Regions from separate parts of the Mus musculus genome. Here region 1 is linked to region 2. Evidence: chromatin loops called from intact Hi-C (ENCODE). Cell type or tissue: heart. All regions are shown on one strand.

What was found. Hi-C counts contacts between places; a loop is a spot of excess contacts. Peaks named below come from ENCODE experiments on the same cell type or tissue, not always from the same donor. Only the 100,000 strongest peaks of a DNase experiment are listed, where the experiment ranks them.
Region 1: it touches region 2 in a loop (2.2-fold over the local background); 13 of 42 quality-filtered maps call a loop at or near these places.

What each region holds. Positions count from the first base shown.
Region 1 is chr11:88,616,081-88,624,080 of GRCm38, reverse strand. The region is part of intron 5 of Msi2 (musashi RNA-binding protein 2); the gene reads left to right. 0610039H22Rik (RIKEN cDNA 0610039H22 gene) reads right to left here and starts at 4,830. Exons shown (of 3, transcript NR_131025.1): 1 at 4,311-4,830; 2 at 2,817-2,909; 3 at 655-771. In heart, CTCF peaks have their summits at 3,748 and 4,820; DNase peaks (open chromatin) are centred at 3,660, 4,110, 4,370, 5,120 and 2 weaker places; H3K4me3 peaks cover 773 bases; H3K27ac peaks cover 5,492 bases.
Region 2 is chr11:88,555,684-88,563,683 of GRCm38, reverse strand. All of the region lies in intron 6 of Msi2 (musashi RNA-binding protein 2), which reads left to right. Among named protein-coding and RNA genes, the nearest start is that of 0610039H22Rik, 60 kb to the left of the region's middle. In heart, a CTCF peak has its summit at 4,139; DNase peaks (open chromatin) are centred at 4,833, 5,443, 6,423, 7,523 and 2 weaker places; H3K4me3 peaks cover 1,048 bases; H3K27ac peaks cover 7,131 bases.

The sequences.
Region 1 (8,000 bases), 60 kb before region 2:
GTACAAGGAACCAAGATTGTATGGTTGCCCTCCTATCAGATTTCTAAAGGAAACTTGGGTCTGTGGAGACAGGAAGTGAGAGAGTGGTCCGCTGTTATATTATTTTGTCACCAAAAACATTATAAGCGAAGGCTACAGGAGAGTCCTGGGTAGGTCTTGGCTGTACCTAAAGCTGGACCCTGCACCGTGGGCGGGGCCTGGAGGCTCCCCCACCTGGTGCTGATCTGCAGTTCCCTTTCCAGGGTCAGGAGCAGAGGCCACTTGACGCTTGCCTTCTGTTGGCTTATATGCTCATTTATTTGGTTCTATTTTAAGTCACCTCTCCCTGCACTTGCTAACTGAGACTGAATTTTGTTAACTCAGTGAGACATAATAAAAAGAACAGAAAGATCTCACGGAGGTGGTACAGGTAGGCCTAAGGTTGGGCTGACTGAGTCCAGAGACAGTGCCCATTCCTACAGCAGAGGAACTGAGTCCTTCGGGTGAAGGTTCAGAAAAGACAAGGCTTTTAAAAAAGAAAAAAAAAAGACAAAACAAAAAATCAAGGAAAATACATATTTCCCCCTGCTCTGGAAACAGGCTTGGCTCCGCCACAGCAGGTGGCCGAGGGACCCAATGTGGGGAAGGAAGACATCAGGCTTGCCGTGGTGCAATCAGAGTTAAGTGCAGAAATTTAATTAAACAGCATCAAGGACAGCAGAAACTTCGTGAAGCCGCAGTGCGTTGTCAGATTCAACAGTTATTCCAAGGAGCACAATCCACAGATGGTGTCTAATTGATAAATTAAAAGTTAGGCTTCTCTAATGGCTTTGCATTTAAGCCCAGTTTCCCACCCGTGCGCTGACCGCCACTTCTGTGAAGCCCCCTTCCCCTCTCTATCCTCCAGGCCACAAGGGGGAAAAAAAAACCCAAATAACTGAAACCATGAAGTTCCCCTCGTCAGCCCCTAAAAAGCCAGCATCTGCTGGGTCCTTGGATTTGAGTGCCACACCCCCCTCCGTCCTTCAAGCCCGGAGCCCCCACTTGGGGTGGTCTTGTGCTAACAACCGAACAGTGGGGACACTTGGGTCCTGTATGTGCTTTGTGTTCTGTCAACCTGGATCTGTTGCTCAGATCTGCCTAGGCCATTTATCTTCCACAGCTCCTCCTCTGTCCCTCCATTGTCGTCCCCACCTCCCAACACCCCCACCCAATCCCCCACCCGTTCTTTTTTTAGCATTGTTGGCTTTCATCCGTCAGAGCACTAGATTTTTTTTTTTTTTTTTTTTTTTTGGTACAAAACAAAAGCCTCAGTTTATTAAAACAAAAACAGTTTACAAAAATCCAGCCCAGAGCCCGTCTGTTTTTCAGGCCTTGTAGCACTTCCTGTCTGTCAGCAGTTGATATCCAGAGAACTGACTTTTCATTTTAACAGAAAACATTTGCTGTTTGCAAGGATCCGGTTATATTCAGAGATACCAATCCTCTATTGAGACTCAAGGGCACATACACAAACACACCCTTGAAGGTCAGCAGATGGGGAAACTGAGGCATGCGGTTCTGGGGAGTTCCCTCGGGGCATAGTCTGTGAACTGTGGGTATTCATTCATCTTAGCTAGTGTCCGTGGACACTTACTGTGCTCTTGGGATGCTCAGGGGACCTTGGAAAGGGGGAGGGGAAGTCACATGGAGCACCGGGACTATGGGGACAGATATCACAGATGCCACAGGTAGGTACCCGGGTGGTACCTCCTGGCACAGGTACTCTGGGACACTGGTTCACAACCTTCCTACCGCTGCAACTTTTTAATACAGTTCCCAGTGTTGTGGTGACACCACCCCCACATAAATTATTTTTGTTGCTACATCATAACTGTAAATTTGCTACTGTTATGAATTTTGTTTTCCAGTGGTCTTAGGTGAAAGAATTACTTTATCTCCAAAGCCGTGATCATGACCCATGGGTTGAAAACTGCTGTTCTAGAGGGAGAGTGGGGTGGTCTCAAAGCCAGACCCAGTCGCATCTGTGAGTGCAACAGGAAGGCATACCTCAGCATGAATGTGGAGGAGCCTCTCTAGGACAGCAGCACCTGTTGGCAGGCTCAAAGTCTAGGAGAGTCAAGGGCAGGGCAGGGGGAGAAAGCTGCAATGTCATCCTAGCAGATTGCATTCTTTTGAGCACTTCTTGCTCCTCTGGTGTTGGGAGCTTCTTATCCTCTCTTGTTTCTTTGCTTTATTCCTGTATATGTATCCGAATCCTTTTTCTTCCCTGATGTTGAAGATAAAACCCAGGGTTCTGCACACGCAAGACTAGGCCTCTGCTACTGAACTGTGGCCCAGCCATGTCACAGCCCCCTGTGTACTGTGTGCCTGGCGCGTTGAAGCGTCTCAGATGCTGACTGAGTGAAGAGACTCTCCCTGTGATGGATACTATCTATCCTGACTGACCTTAGAGTCAGGCCTGTGGTTCTGATGGCTTCCAGTTTTATTCTGGAGTCTCTCTGACTCCTCTCCGTTCCTCACTGTCCTATGAAGGGATCACGTATGTGCAGCAGCCGTTAGGATGCTATAAAGCATGCTGTTGGGGGTTGTAAATAACAATCCCGATCTCTGTTTAGACTCAGTTGCTGTTTCTGTCTTTTAGAGGAGAGGAGAAATAAAACTTAGCTCACTCTACCTCTCCATGTAATAGTTAATAGCATAGGACCTGTTAGGTGTTGTACCTCCATTGGTGCTTATATGTGTGTTGGGTACACGCGTGTTTGTCCGTGTGTGGAAGCCCGAGGGTGTGTTTGCTTAGACACTCTTCACCTTTTTATTGAGGCAGGGTCACTTACTGGTTTGGAACTAGCCAGAGTGTCTGAGCTCCAGGGATCCACCCACCTCTGCCTTCCAATTCTGGGATTACAGTCATGAGCCATCACTCCTAACTTAAAAAAAAAAAAAGCAAATAAATAAAATAAAAAGCTAAATGACAACAATTAAAAAAAACCCCACAGGTTTTGAGGATAGAATTCTTGTGCTTGTAAGACAAGTACTTTACCAACTAAGTTCTTCTCCCTGCCCTAATTAACAATAATAATAACAACAATAATTATTGTTTTGAGATAAGGTCTCTCTATATTTATTCCAGGCTGGCTTTGAACTTGTGACCCTCCTGCCTTAGCCTCTGGAAGGATGAGATTAAGGGAGTATGTTAGTGTATCCTGGTAGGGCCAAGTTTAAAACAGAAGGTTTTCTTTGTACCATGGAACCTTGGCTTGGTCTTTGCTCCATATCATGCTGTCTCAGAGCAAGAATACGGAGGTGATGGGGAGCAAGGATTAGATCATATCTATTTGTTTACTTGCTGCCAAAGAGGAACTGTGAGGATGCTGTGGCAGAACCTGGCCTAATTGCCTGTTGTTTCTTTTTTGCCATGGTGTGGGTGGCTTTTGAAATTCCCTGTAGTTTATGGAGGCGAGCCTGTGCCTTGCGGATGCCAGATGATGTAGCCGAATGGCTGTCGGCTGTTTATTTGCTAGTCTGTCGTTCTCAACACAGCATTCTTGAGTTCGGGAGGCCCTACACTGTTTGATGTCCCCTCCTCCTCCACCTCTAAATATAACCAGCCAGTCAATCAGTCTTGGCAGCCGTCGGGGCTAGGGCTGTCAGACGGAGTTTGCCTTGGATCCTCTGAACTATTGGCTTGTTTTCCCAGCTTGCAAGTGTATTCAAATAGTGAGATTGGAATTAGCCTTGCAAACATGCCGGCAGGTGGGGCCTCCAGGTTGAGAAGGAGGCAGCGTTTGTGGTGTCAAATGACATTTCTCTCTCCTCCACTCTCTGAAGTGGAGCAGGGGCTGAGTTGAGCGAGGGAGTGGTGGCTTTCACGCTTAGTGAGCAAGATGCGTGGGTGTGTTTTCCTGAATTGTGATTAAATTTTTTTTTCTTTTAAATTTTAAGTTGTTGCAAGAGAGAAAATGAGAAACCGGCAGGTGGTGGGGATTACTCGAAGGCTGTGTTGGATGGAGGAGGAGTACAGATGTAGTTTGGGGAGGGGTGTTTTCCCAGGGTATTTCAAGTGGACTCTGAGGCTCCCATCCTGGCCAGGGTTCTAGGTCTTCAGAAAGGACACAGCTTCCTGAACGGGAACAGCCCTTCCTGCTGCTGCCCTGAGGCTATTCCTGTAGGCTAGGAACAGTGTGGCTCCCAGTCCCCCCCCCCCCCCCCGAGGCTTGTTAAAGGGACCTGTGGGTAGCTGCCCGAAGATGCTAAATCCCAACCTGAAAGGCACCAGGGAGAAGCCTTGCACACACATTGCCATCCCTCTCACGCCCAGTTGCTTTTACCTGGAGCTTCATTGAAGGATGCAGTTGCGGTTGTCTGTGGCATGGCCTGGGCACATGGGTCCCTGCACTTCCGCCAACTGTGTGGTACCCTGTAGGCCTGGGCAGCTCTGTGATTGGTGCCAGCAGCAGATGCAATCATCCAATGATGGGCATCCACACTGGGTTCTGTAGGGTTCCGGGTCTTTAGCTGAGTTTAGAGAGGAAGAAGTTAAAGCAGCTCACCCAGGTCCTAGGGGCTCCTGCAGCCCAGAGTTGTCCTATACATGAATCTTCCAGAGGAGTTGCTTTGTGGTCCAGGACCCCTGGTTATCCATGACACCCTTGCATGGGATCTGTAAAGATAATTTTTTTTTCCATAAGAATTCTAAGATCGGTCTTTCATGGATATACAGTGGAATTTTCCAAAGGAAATCTCTACCAAGGATTTCCATCTTGGGCTGCCTCCTGGTCATTTGGTGACATAGTGCTGAATGCTGAGAAAACTTGTCCTAGGTAGGACCTGCTTCGATCCCCTGGTGGACTGTTGGTGTTGGTGCTGGTGTCTTGGGTTAATTTTTTGTGATCGTCGAGGGAGGACACCCCAGAACGTCAACGGGCATCAGTCACCAGCCTTGTTGTTAACTGTGCTTCCTCCTCTGTCACGGGGAGGAGTGTGGGTTCTGAGCAGCTGTGTGCTACAGAGCACTGTAACCCTGAGAGAGGTGGTGACCTCTCTGATCCCCTGCAACCCCTACAAATAGAGCAGGCAAGAAACTGCTGAACAGACAGACATGTGGGCCTCTGCCAGAGAGAGGGGCCCTCCCATTACTGAGTAATTTGTTTTGGGTTAGTCCCCCGAGAGATGGGGGGGGGGCAGGGGCGTGTAGCACCTTCTCAGTTGCTTCTGGCTTTGCAAAGGGACATGATGCAATGCTCACACAAGATGTCAATTAGCTCTGAACTGGGAAGGAAGGGATGAGAGGGCCCAGCCTGTGCCTGGGTAGGGTGCCATTCTGTGAGTTCCTTCATTTCATGTGCTCCTGCGAGCAGAATCTGATACCAAGGATAACAGATGAACAAAAGGGGGGGTACCTTCATTTGTGTCAGGCTGGGCAGGCTTCCTTTCTGGTCTCAATACTGTATCTACAGTGTCCCTAGAGAATGATGGGACTGTGATCTGGAGGGGTTCAGAGGAGAAAGGAGCCAGGGTAACCCTCACCCTCCCTTAACAAGAATAGAAGACAGTAAAGGGCCCCAGAAATAAATAATTGTTAACCAGACTGATTAATCAATAGACTAATTAAAAATCAAACACCTAAGAACACCACGGTCTGGGTTAATTATAAACCAACATTGAGGCGTTAAAACTTGTCCAGCCCATGGCTTTGAATTATTAACTGAATGAGTTAATTTCAAGCCGTCAGCTTAGGTAGCTGTGAGATCCAGGGTTAGAAGGAGGGGAGTTAGTGTGCCCTTTCCTTCGAGGGCCCGCTTTGGCGCCACGATCTTTATCAGTGTTGCTGTTTGCATTTTAAATCAAAATATCCTAAATGTTAGGCAGAGCCTCACACGCTTCAGTAAACTGTGCCGAAGGAGCAGAGCGAGCCAGCAAGAGTTGGCCTACGCTTTTCTTTCCTGTTGAAAGAACGACCGGTCTTAGTATCCCAGCATTCCAGTGGGAGAAAGGGCTCTGATGAATGCTTTCGGTTTGCAGTGATGACCACCCCCCCCCCCCCGCCCCCAATCCTGGCCCCAGCTCTGGCCCTGGCCCCGGCCCCTGTCTTGGTTGCTCTTTAGTGTGTTGGTTGCTCTTTAGTGTATTTTTTTTTCCTCTTTCTGAGATCAAGGTCTAGGCGTGGGTTCTCAGAAGTCTCCCCTGACCACCTGCTCTGATTTGAGACCCCTATAACACTGGGTGATGGTTGAGTACCCTCTCCATGCTTATGAGGGGTTTTAACACAGGTTTTTGTTTTAAAGATTTATTTATGTATATGAGTACACTGTAGCTGTCTTTAGACACATCAGAAGAGGACATCGGATCCCATTAAAGATGGTTGTGAGCTACCATGTGGTTGCTGGGAGTTGAACTTGGGACCTCTGGCAGAGCTCTTGATCACTGAGCTGTCTGGGCCTCAGTGATGTCTCACAATGGAGACACAGGCAGCCAGGCTGTTGATGAAAACAGTATTTCACAGAGGCTTTTGTACAGCGCTTGCTATTTTCTAGAGGTCTTGCAGAACAGCCCTGTTCGAGTGCGCCACAACGGAGCTGCTCTCACACGATGCACGCGGGTAGGCTCGGTAACTTCCCCGAGTGTTGCCGTTTCCTTTCTTAATTTGCTAAATGGGCTTTAAAATGGGAGATAAATGTAAATTTCAGCTCCATAAAATAGTCACTTTCAAATGCTCATGACTCAAATTAATTAATTAAAAAACAGCTTAACGCACCACTCGTGCCTACAAATGCGCTAAGTGCGTAATGTCTGCTTCATTCCTACGGCGGATGGGGTCACATTACAAGTTCCATCGACGAGGGGGAGAACATGCTCGAATCCAGTCTCGACATTTACAGAGCAGAGAGCCTCCTACGGCTTGTTTACTTAGAACATTGACTACTGCTCCTGCCCTCTTCCCAATTACAGAAACATGTGGGAAACTTTGAGAAGCCATCAGTATTAAAAGTAAAATGCCCTTAGTCCCTCCATTTACCATTTCTACACGACCATTCTTAAGGCTTTTATGCATTTTCTTTCTTTTTGTCAAGACAAAAAAAAGAAATGGATATATGTGTATCTGTACATGCATTCATGCTTGGTCACACGTCATTTGCTGGTTTGTTTTCATAACTGTATCATGAACCTTTCTGCATATCATTCACCATTTTCTTTCTTCCCTTCCTTCCTTCCTTCCTTCCTTCCTTCCTTCCTTCCTTCCTTCCTTCCTTCCTTCCTTCCTTCCTTCTTTCTTTCTTTCAGATTTATTTTATTTATATGAGTACACTATATCTGTCTTCAGACACACCAGAAGAAGGCATCAGATCCCATTAGAGATTATTGTGAGCCACCATGTGGTTGCTGGGAATTGAACTCATGACCTCTGGAAGAGCAGTCAGTGCTCTTAACCGCTGAGTCATTCCTCCAGCCCCATTCACCATTTTCTAAAGACAAAGTTTTTACTGTCTCAATGGTATAGCAATTTAGAATTATACTTGATTATACTTGGTGGGGTCAACTCCTGTTACTGAATGGTTAACTTGTTAACAGTTTCTTACAAATAACACTGGTATATCAATATACTCACATACCTGTCACCTTTTATAGTATGTATATCAGGTGACATGACTGGGGTTGAAGACTATGGCTAATTTGTTCATTTGTTTTTGAGACAGGTCTTACTATGTTACCCTGGCTGCTGTGAATCTCACTAAGTAGGTCAGGCTGGCCTTGAATTTGAAGTAATTCTCCTGCCTCAGCCACCATGCTGGCCACTGTGAATATATTAGAGATGCTTTTATGTATGTGTGTACATGCAGTATGAGTGGGTAATAGAATTATATGACCACTAATATGTGATATTTTAAAAATCTAAACATCCTGCCGGGCATTGGTGGCGCACACCTTTAATCCCAGCACTTGGGGAGGCAGAGGCAGGAGAATTTCTGTGTTCAAGGCCAGCCTGGTCTACAGAGTGAGTTCCAGGACAGCCAGGGCTA
Region 2 (8,000 bases):
CACAGTGGGTAGGTTTTCCCATCTCCATTAAAACCATCAAGATAGGGCTAGAGAAATGGCTTAGCAGTTGACTGAGTGCTGACTGCTCTTTCAGAGGTCCTGAGTTCAGTTCCCAGCAACCATATGGTGGGTCACAAGCATTTGTAATGGGATCTGATGCCCTCTTCTGGTGTGTCTAAAGAAAGGGATGGGGCACTCACATACATTAAATAAACAAATAGATAAATAAATAAATATTTTTAAAAAACTCATCAAGACAATCACTTAACAGACATGATCAAAGATCAGTTTGATCTAAACAATTCTTTAAAACTCTCTTCCCTGGTAATTTTATATTGTATCAGGTTGGTAATTAAAACTATCATGGTGCTTGACTCTCTGGCATATTGGGGCCAAATTATGCTGGTAATCCAGGATGGTGCCCGTGTGTTTGGTTTCTCACTCATAAGGCTTCACTTGACACACCTACTCCAACGGCAATGCCTTTGCCCTCACTGGATTTATTTCATTAGTTGGTTCTCATGTTTATCACCCTCTTCTGCCCAAGAGACTCCAGTACCACCCTCAGCAGGGCAAGTACTCTCTATGTTCTCTGAGCTCATGGAGCCTTAGCCCACCCGCTCCTCAAAGGGTGGCCGAGCCACGCTACAAAAGCAAAGAAAGTGGGGCCAGGCTGCTGTTGTTGGGTTTAATGATAAAAGAAAGAAAGAGGGGGGCACATTCTGTAGACCCGGCTCAGCTGCCCTGCCAACCTCTTCTTCCTGTACTGGGTCCTGATTATGACTTCGGGAGCATGGAGAAGTTATCTCCAGGAGGCATGAACAGAAACTCCATGTATCCTGTCTTGGAGTAGAAAGGTTCATTATTTTAGGCTCAGATACCCTCAGTGGTAACTGATGGTCGCTCCCTCCCCAGTTGATTTCCTGGAGATGGAGAGCCCAGTCGAGGCGCCATCACCAAGGGGTTGAAGTTGAACAAATCTCAGCAGAACACCTTTGGCTATCCTGGGTCAGAATCTCAGACATTAAACAAGTCAGAGAGGCTGGCCCTTCCCTTGAGTCTCAGCCTTGCCATTATCTGCATCTTCCTTTGAATGGACAGGTGAAGTTGGTCATAGGAGTAGAAGGGCAGGTACCTTGTAGCATGACCTGGTAGCACGTCTTTGTATGTGCCTTGCACATGAGTGTCTGCAGGCCAGAGACACATGTCGTCTCGGGTTGGTGGTGGGGCTTCTTGACTTGAGTGAGATATCAGTAGCCCCTGTCATCCTTAGAATGGCTTGTCAAGTCTCAACTGTCTCATCTCCCTGCTTTGAGGGTGGCATTCCTTCCCTAACCCCACCCTGGAAGATTCAATGGGCCAGAAAAGCTGTGAGACCACAGGTTAGGCTCTATGTCTACCAAAGGCCAGATGTTCTTGCCTTCCAGCAATGTCCATGTATAGCTGGGCAAAACCTGCCATTTAATTCTAATCATGGAGCCCTCCCTTGGTACAGGCCAGGCTGAACAAGGAAGAAAGAGAAGGCACCCCCTCGCCTAGGTAGCACTCGGAGCACCCCCTGTGTACCACACTCTTCCCCTCAGTCCGCTCAGTCTTTAATTGTAACTATTAATCACACTGAGTTGCGTCGCACTTCATAACCCTTTCATTAAATGTTAAACGTTAAAAATCGAGCTCTCTTAATTGAATTATTGAATCGCCAGGCACTTAATGTGACTCTGGTGAGCGGGAACCAGAGACTTTCAACCTTGGAAAAGGGGGCTTAGTTTTCTCATTTGGGATGTGGAAGGTTTGTGAGGCCCAGAAGAACCACAGGCCGGTTAGTGGTCCCTTGATGGGTCTTGAGCTGCCGTTTCTTGGTCTACGTGGCCTGCCTCCTCCACATGTAGGAGGCTTTGTTTCTAATGTGGCTTGTCTCGGATTTGTGGCCAGTACATTGTTCTAGGTTCATGTCCAGGCCTTAAATACCTCAATCTTTAATACACTGCTCAAGCAGGACGGGTCTTGAGCTCCATCCACTCTGGCCACCTTTTCCAGAGACATTTACCCTTGGAGCCCCTTCCTTCTCAGGCTGCAGCTGCCCCACTCAGTCTAGTCTCTGCCTGTAGCCTTCTTCCCCCACCCCATGTTGCCACTGCTAGGCTTTTGTGTTTAAATGGCTCAGGCTTGTCACTCTTTACTCTCCTCAGATGGGCCTCATTGCCTACTGTCTGGCTTCCCACCCCACATTCCTGCCTGGGAGAACCTCGCTGTTCCTGACAGCTCTTTCTGGTTCATTTCTGGAGCAGGATTTTATCTACTGAGCACCTCCGGTTGTTCGCTTCTCCACATTCCTGCCTGCTGACCCCATCCTGACCCGGGCCGAATGGCTTCTGCCTTACCACATTACATCGTCCCCTGCCATGCTCTCCCCTGCTACAGCACAGCCTCCTCAGGCTCTGACTGCCCTGGATGAGCCTCTCTTCCCTGCTTCCTGACACTACAAATCTCCAGGCTCCTGGACTTTTAGCCCAGGCCGAAGTCCCCCGTTTATATGAGGGGCGTCCGAGTCAGTGCCTGCTAAAGCCTTGCTCCAGGGGAAGGAATTTGGGGCCCATGTTGAGCAGAAGGGTTTCTTGGACATGTTAAGTGACTGCCGTGAAGTTGCCTGCTGAGTTGGTGGCGTTCTGGCTGAAGTGGTGGCACGTCCCCCAGTCCATGTCCACCTGGAACTTCAGAAAGAAGCTTTGTTAGGACATAGGGTCTTTGCAGATATAATTAGTGAGGTTGTGCTGGGCTGGGGCAAGCCCTGTCGCAGTGACTCGTAGCTTTATCAGAGGATGGAAATTGGGCTGAGAGACCTCCTGTGGGCAGGAATGCTCTGTGAAGCCTGCTAGTGATCCGCTCACCGCAGAGGGCTGACCAGCAGTAGACAGTAGGAAAGAGAGAGGCACCATGAAGGTTCTCCTGGAGTCTTCAGAAGGATACGATCCCAGAAACACATTGTTCACTGACATTAATTCTAGAAAAAACGAGACAACAGGGTTGGAGTGTTTGAAGGTACCAGGCGCTGTGCTCACAGGACAGCATGTGGAAACTAGTATCATGGGGAAACCGGTTTGTAAACCGGGAACATGAATTCTGAGGCCAGTGGTTTTTCCCACTGTCTATGGTGGCCTACCCCTGCCTGGTTCATAGACTTTGCCAGCATGGGTTGGGTTTCCCTTGCCCCCAACCAAGCATCATCTGTGGACATCCCCAGCGTCCATCTGTAGAGCTAGTCACACTTAGCCACCACCTCTTCTTCAGCATCCTATTCATCTGCACACTTGTCGCTTTGTGTCACAATGGTGGGTTTTCCTATCTCCTTTCTCAGCAAATTATTTGGGTGGTATAATTTTTTTTTTAAGTACAGAATTTATTTTGTGTAGAATAAAATAAGTTTGAAAGTAGAGTTTTTGCAACGGCAGCTAGTTAATAAGTGGTACGCTGGATTGGGATTAGGCCCTAGTTTTTTAAAAGTGTTATTTGTACTTATTTATACCTGTGAGATGACTCAAGTGGATAAAGGTGCCTGCTACCAAGCCTGGCAGTCTGAGTTCAATTCTCTTAACCTGTTTGGTGAAAGGAGAGAATTCACTCCCCGAGGTTGTCCTCTGACCCCTGTGTGAGCCATGGCACAGCCATAGTAAATACTGACAGTTGTTATTACATTCTTACCTGATTGTATGTGCATTGTGTGTACTGTGGAATGATCCACAGTGGTTTATGTGCCCATCACCTCTAATGCTTTCATAGTGAGTGACTTTACAATGCCCTCTGTAGGCAGTTGTGATATGCGTGACGTGATGTGCTCTGGTTAACTGTAGCTGCTACCATGCTAGCTGAGGAATCGCTGCCGAGTCTTCCTGACTGTGGCTGAAACTTGATGCCCTTTGACTGACTTCTTTCCCTTCCTGGACATCCCACCCCCACCCCTGACAGCTGCTGTTTGCCTAGCTTCTTTTTCTGTCCCAACTTCTTTCAATTCCACGTGCGGGTGTGACCATGTTGGATTTGACTTATTGGAGCTGACTTAGTTCACTGAACATAAGAGTCGTCCTGTAGGGTTGGGTTCACCCATCTGTCACAAATGACAGCAGTTCCCTTTTTTAGAATGGATGACTAACTACTGCCCCCACGTGTGTGTGTGTGCACATGTGCAAACATATGTACACATACACTCTCTTCATCTGCTTTTCCATTGATGAGTACTTCTCTTGACTGTCATAAATAGGGGTGCAGTGGCGTGCTCCCCACAGCTTTTTATTAGGCATCTATAGTCTACCTTCTACACTGCGTCAGCACAGAGGTATTTAACAGTCACTACTTTAGCTTCCGTGGATCATACGTGTTAGTGGAAGGTTAAAGGGAAGGCATGCAGGGAGCAGCAGGTAATAAGAACCTCAGGCCATGTGTTTGGCCATGAAGAAAACAGAAATGGCCCACGTAAGAGATGGTGTTTGGGGTTTCTGGTAATTGGTGCTGAGTGAGTGGACAGGAAGGCTCCCTTAGGAGCTTTGTGAAGTTCTGGGGTACAGTCATTCTCAGCAGAGGGGCATTGAGAATCCCTGTGACGGGATGGAACTTGCTGGTTGAAGAAGCAGAAGGAGGACAAGTGTGTTGAGAACTGTGCCAGGAAGGTTCCCGGTGGCTCACGTGAGCAGCCTTGGGAGCAAAGGGAAGAAGTGGGATTTTTAAGAACCACTGGAAGCGAAGCCTCTGGAAGGCTCTCTTGGCAAACAAAGGACAAAGGCTGTGTTTTTAAAGGTCACCTAGTCCCAGTTCCCTGGGGATTGAGTTGGGGAGACTCAGGGCCACTAGAGGCAACCTGGCCTGAGGCCCAGCCAATCCTTGGGCTGCATCTCTCTCTCTCTAATCCACTGTCCTCCTCCCCTGAGTCCCTTTTGCACTTCAAGTCAATATAGCATGTTTACCACTTAATTAGAAAATCGTTTTTACTGTCCAGAGCCTCACCACTCAGGAAAACTGGGGGATGACTCTCTTTCAAAGGAAGGCCCACTGGGGACATCCCAGGCCCTCCATGATGAGTCTGTTGCTCTTCAGGTGGCACTGAGTGATGGATTTATGTTCCATGTGGGATTGTCTGAGGGGGTAAAGAAACTCACCCTTCCTTGAAAATTCTTTGTGTCTAGGAAGCCCTGTATTTGAGTGTTATCCTAGCTGTGCCTGAGGAGACACCGAAGGGTGGTGATTAGCTCCCCTCAGCACATGGGAGACTGGACGTCTGAGAAGTTGTGGGTCTTGAGTAAGAGTGGAGCCCAGGCCTTGTGAGGCCATGACCCCTGCAGTTATTTCCTGTACTGTCATGGCACTGGTTCAGCCCTTGGGGTAAATGTATGCCTAGGGGAGGGGAACCTAACCCAGTGACCAAACTGTTGAACCCAGGAGAGTTTTGTAATGGATGGTGAAAGCAGGGGAGGCATTGCTGTGCTCTGTAGTGGTGAAGAGCTTTGAAAGGAAATAAACATAGGTGTGGTATCTAGAAGTACCCCTGGGACAAGGAGTTGGCCCTCACTGAGACTCAGTATGCTGATCCATGGAATGGGAGAAAAAATAAAGGCACTGCCTTCTTGGGCCACAGCCAGGAGTGAATGAGCGAGTTTATGAAAGGGACCCAGTCAGGGGCTCAGCACAGGAAGTGCACTCAGTAAATATTTGCCATTATGCAGAACACTGGGAACAGATGATACAGGAATGAAGAATGCCTGATCATAAATTTCTAGGAAAACGGGTGTGCTGGTGTTCTGGGTATTATTGGGTTCTCTGCAAAGTGTGGAACCAAACCGAACCAAAACCGTAATAGCCAGTCTGCAAATGAAGGGAGAGAGATCCAGGCTGGACCTGGCTCAGCTAGGGTGAAACTAGGCAGGCTTCTATGTTAAATAGAAGCTGAGAGATTTGTTCCAGAAAGATGAGCATGGATATGGGCAGCCCAGGATAACTTGGTTTGGGGCAGGGAACCTTCCAGAGTGTACAGAGGTAGAAAGTTGAGTGTAACCTTAGCCGTTAGGGTATGGATTGCTGTGGGGATTCCAGTAAAGCCACTCCTTTGTGACAACTGTGAATCACTAAAGCTGAGGCACCTGCTACCAAGCTTAGAAAACTGACTCTGCTAATTGTCCTTTTACTTCCATGTGCATGCTGTGGTACACGTCTGCTCACACATTTGTACACACGCACACACAAAAACATAAGTTTTAGATTTGGAAGGATTAGCCTTGAGCCCTCCCCAGAGGTTGAGGAGGCCATCACGCCACAAAAATGTGCTCTGGTTTGGAAGGAAACACCCCACCCCCACCCCACCCTGCTTTTTCCCTTCTCCTGGGGTGGGGCTGTGGGGGACTCCAGCCACCTGCTTCTCCCCAGCTGAGAGCCATTTGACACCAGGACATCAGAGAGGCTTGCAGCCTGGAGACTGCTGTGCACACTGCTCCTGAGTCTCCAAAGTGGAATGGGAGACTTGGGTGGCAGGTGACATGTACCCCTGAACCTCAGGAGAGTATTGCCCACCCCACTCCACTCCCCCACAGGGTGGGGTTTGGAATTCCTTGGGAGTGTCTCTGCCAGTTGGTGAGATATATTTTTGGGCAATAACCCAACTTTTGAATTTTTGTTATTTCCCATCCCGGTTCATTTCCTCACAATCAATCAATCAATCAATCAATCAATCAATCTATCTATCTATCTATCTATCTATCTATCTATCTATCTATCTATCTATCTTTCCTCCTTCCTTCCTTCCTTCCTTCCTTCCTTCCTTCCTTCCTTCCTTCCTTCCTCCTTCCTTCCTCCTTCCTTCCTTCCTTCCTTCCTTCCTTCCTTCCTTCCTTCCTTCCTTCCTTCCTTCCTTCCTTCCTTCCTCCCTCCCTCCCTCCCTCCCTCCCTCCCTCCCTCCCTCCCTTCCTTCCTTCCTTCCTTCCTTCCTTTCCTCTCTCTCTCTCTCTCTCTCTCTCTCTCTCTCTCTCTCTCTCTCTCTCTCTCTCTCTAAATCATATTGTAAGTTATCTTTTTAAGACGCTTCCAGTCCCTTTGGGACAAAGTGAGGCAAAAATAAATAAATGAAGGCCCTTGGTTTTCCTTGCATGTCACCCTCACAGATGACTCTGAGCCAGACCTCTTGGGTGCCAGTAGACTGAAACTCACAGTTGCTCTCTGGGAGGAGCTGATGGGAGGAGACTGCTATTCCTGGGGATCTCAGCATGGCAGTGGGGTGGCCTGGGTGTTAAATCAAGGACATATGTGAAGGTCTGGGGAGAGAAAGAAAAGTTGGTTTTCATGGGTGAGCACCTAGCTGAGTCTAATGTGCACAGAAGCCCTTCCTCAAAGCTCTGTCCTTGGCGCTTTCTTTTCTTCCACACGAGACAGGGCTGCATTTTTCTGGCCAGAGGTATGAGGAAAGAAAAGAGGAGGACTTTGTGTTCTTGTGTTACAAGTGGATCAAACAATTCCCGATGGGGCCCTACCAGAAAGTTCACATCCTGTTTCTAGTAGCTGGCTGGCCGTAAAGCATTTCCGCCTTGGTTTTACAGTGTTGAGATTGAATCCAGGCCTTTGGGTCTTCTAGGTGAATGATCTACCACTGAGCTGCAGTCCCTTTCCAGTCTGCTTTATGAGATGGGGTTGTCAGGGCTGTCCTTAAACAAGCTCTGTAGTCCAGACAGCCTTGCCTCAGTCTCTTGAGTAGCCGATTTCTGAGTCTGTATCACTAGGACCTGACTTAATACATGTTCACCCTGCTGTGGAAAGGAAGGTCTGGCCTTTACAGGGCCTAATCTAGAGGGGAAAACTGACAGACCAGCACTACACAGATATGAATCCACTTGTAATTACAGATTGCCGTAGGTGCTGTGGACAGAAAGCACAGGGGCCTCTCTGGGGGAGGCTCGTCCTCTGTAGTCTCTGCCTTCCGTACATTTTCCCAAGTCATGGGTTGGAACCAGTCCCCTGTCCCCTGAGAC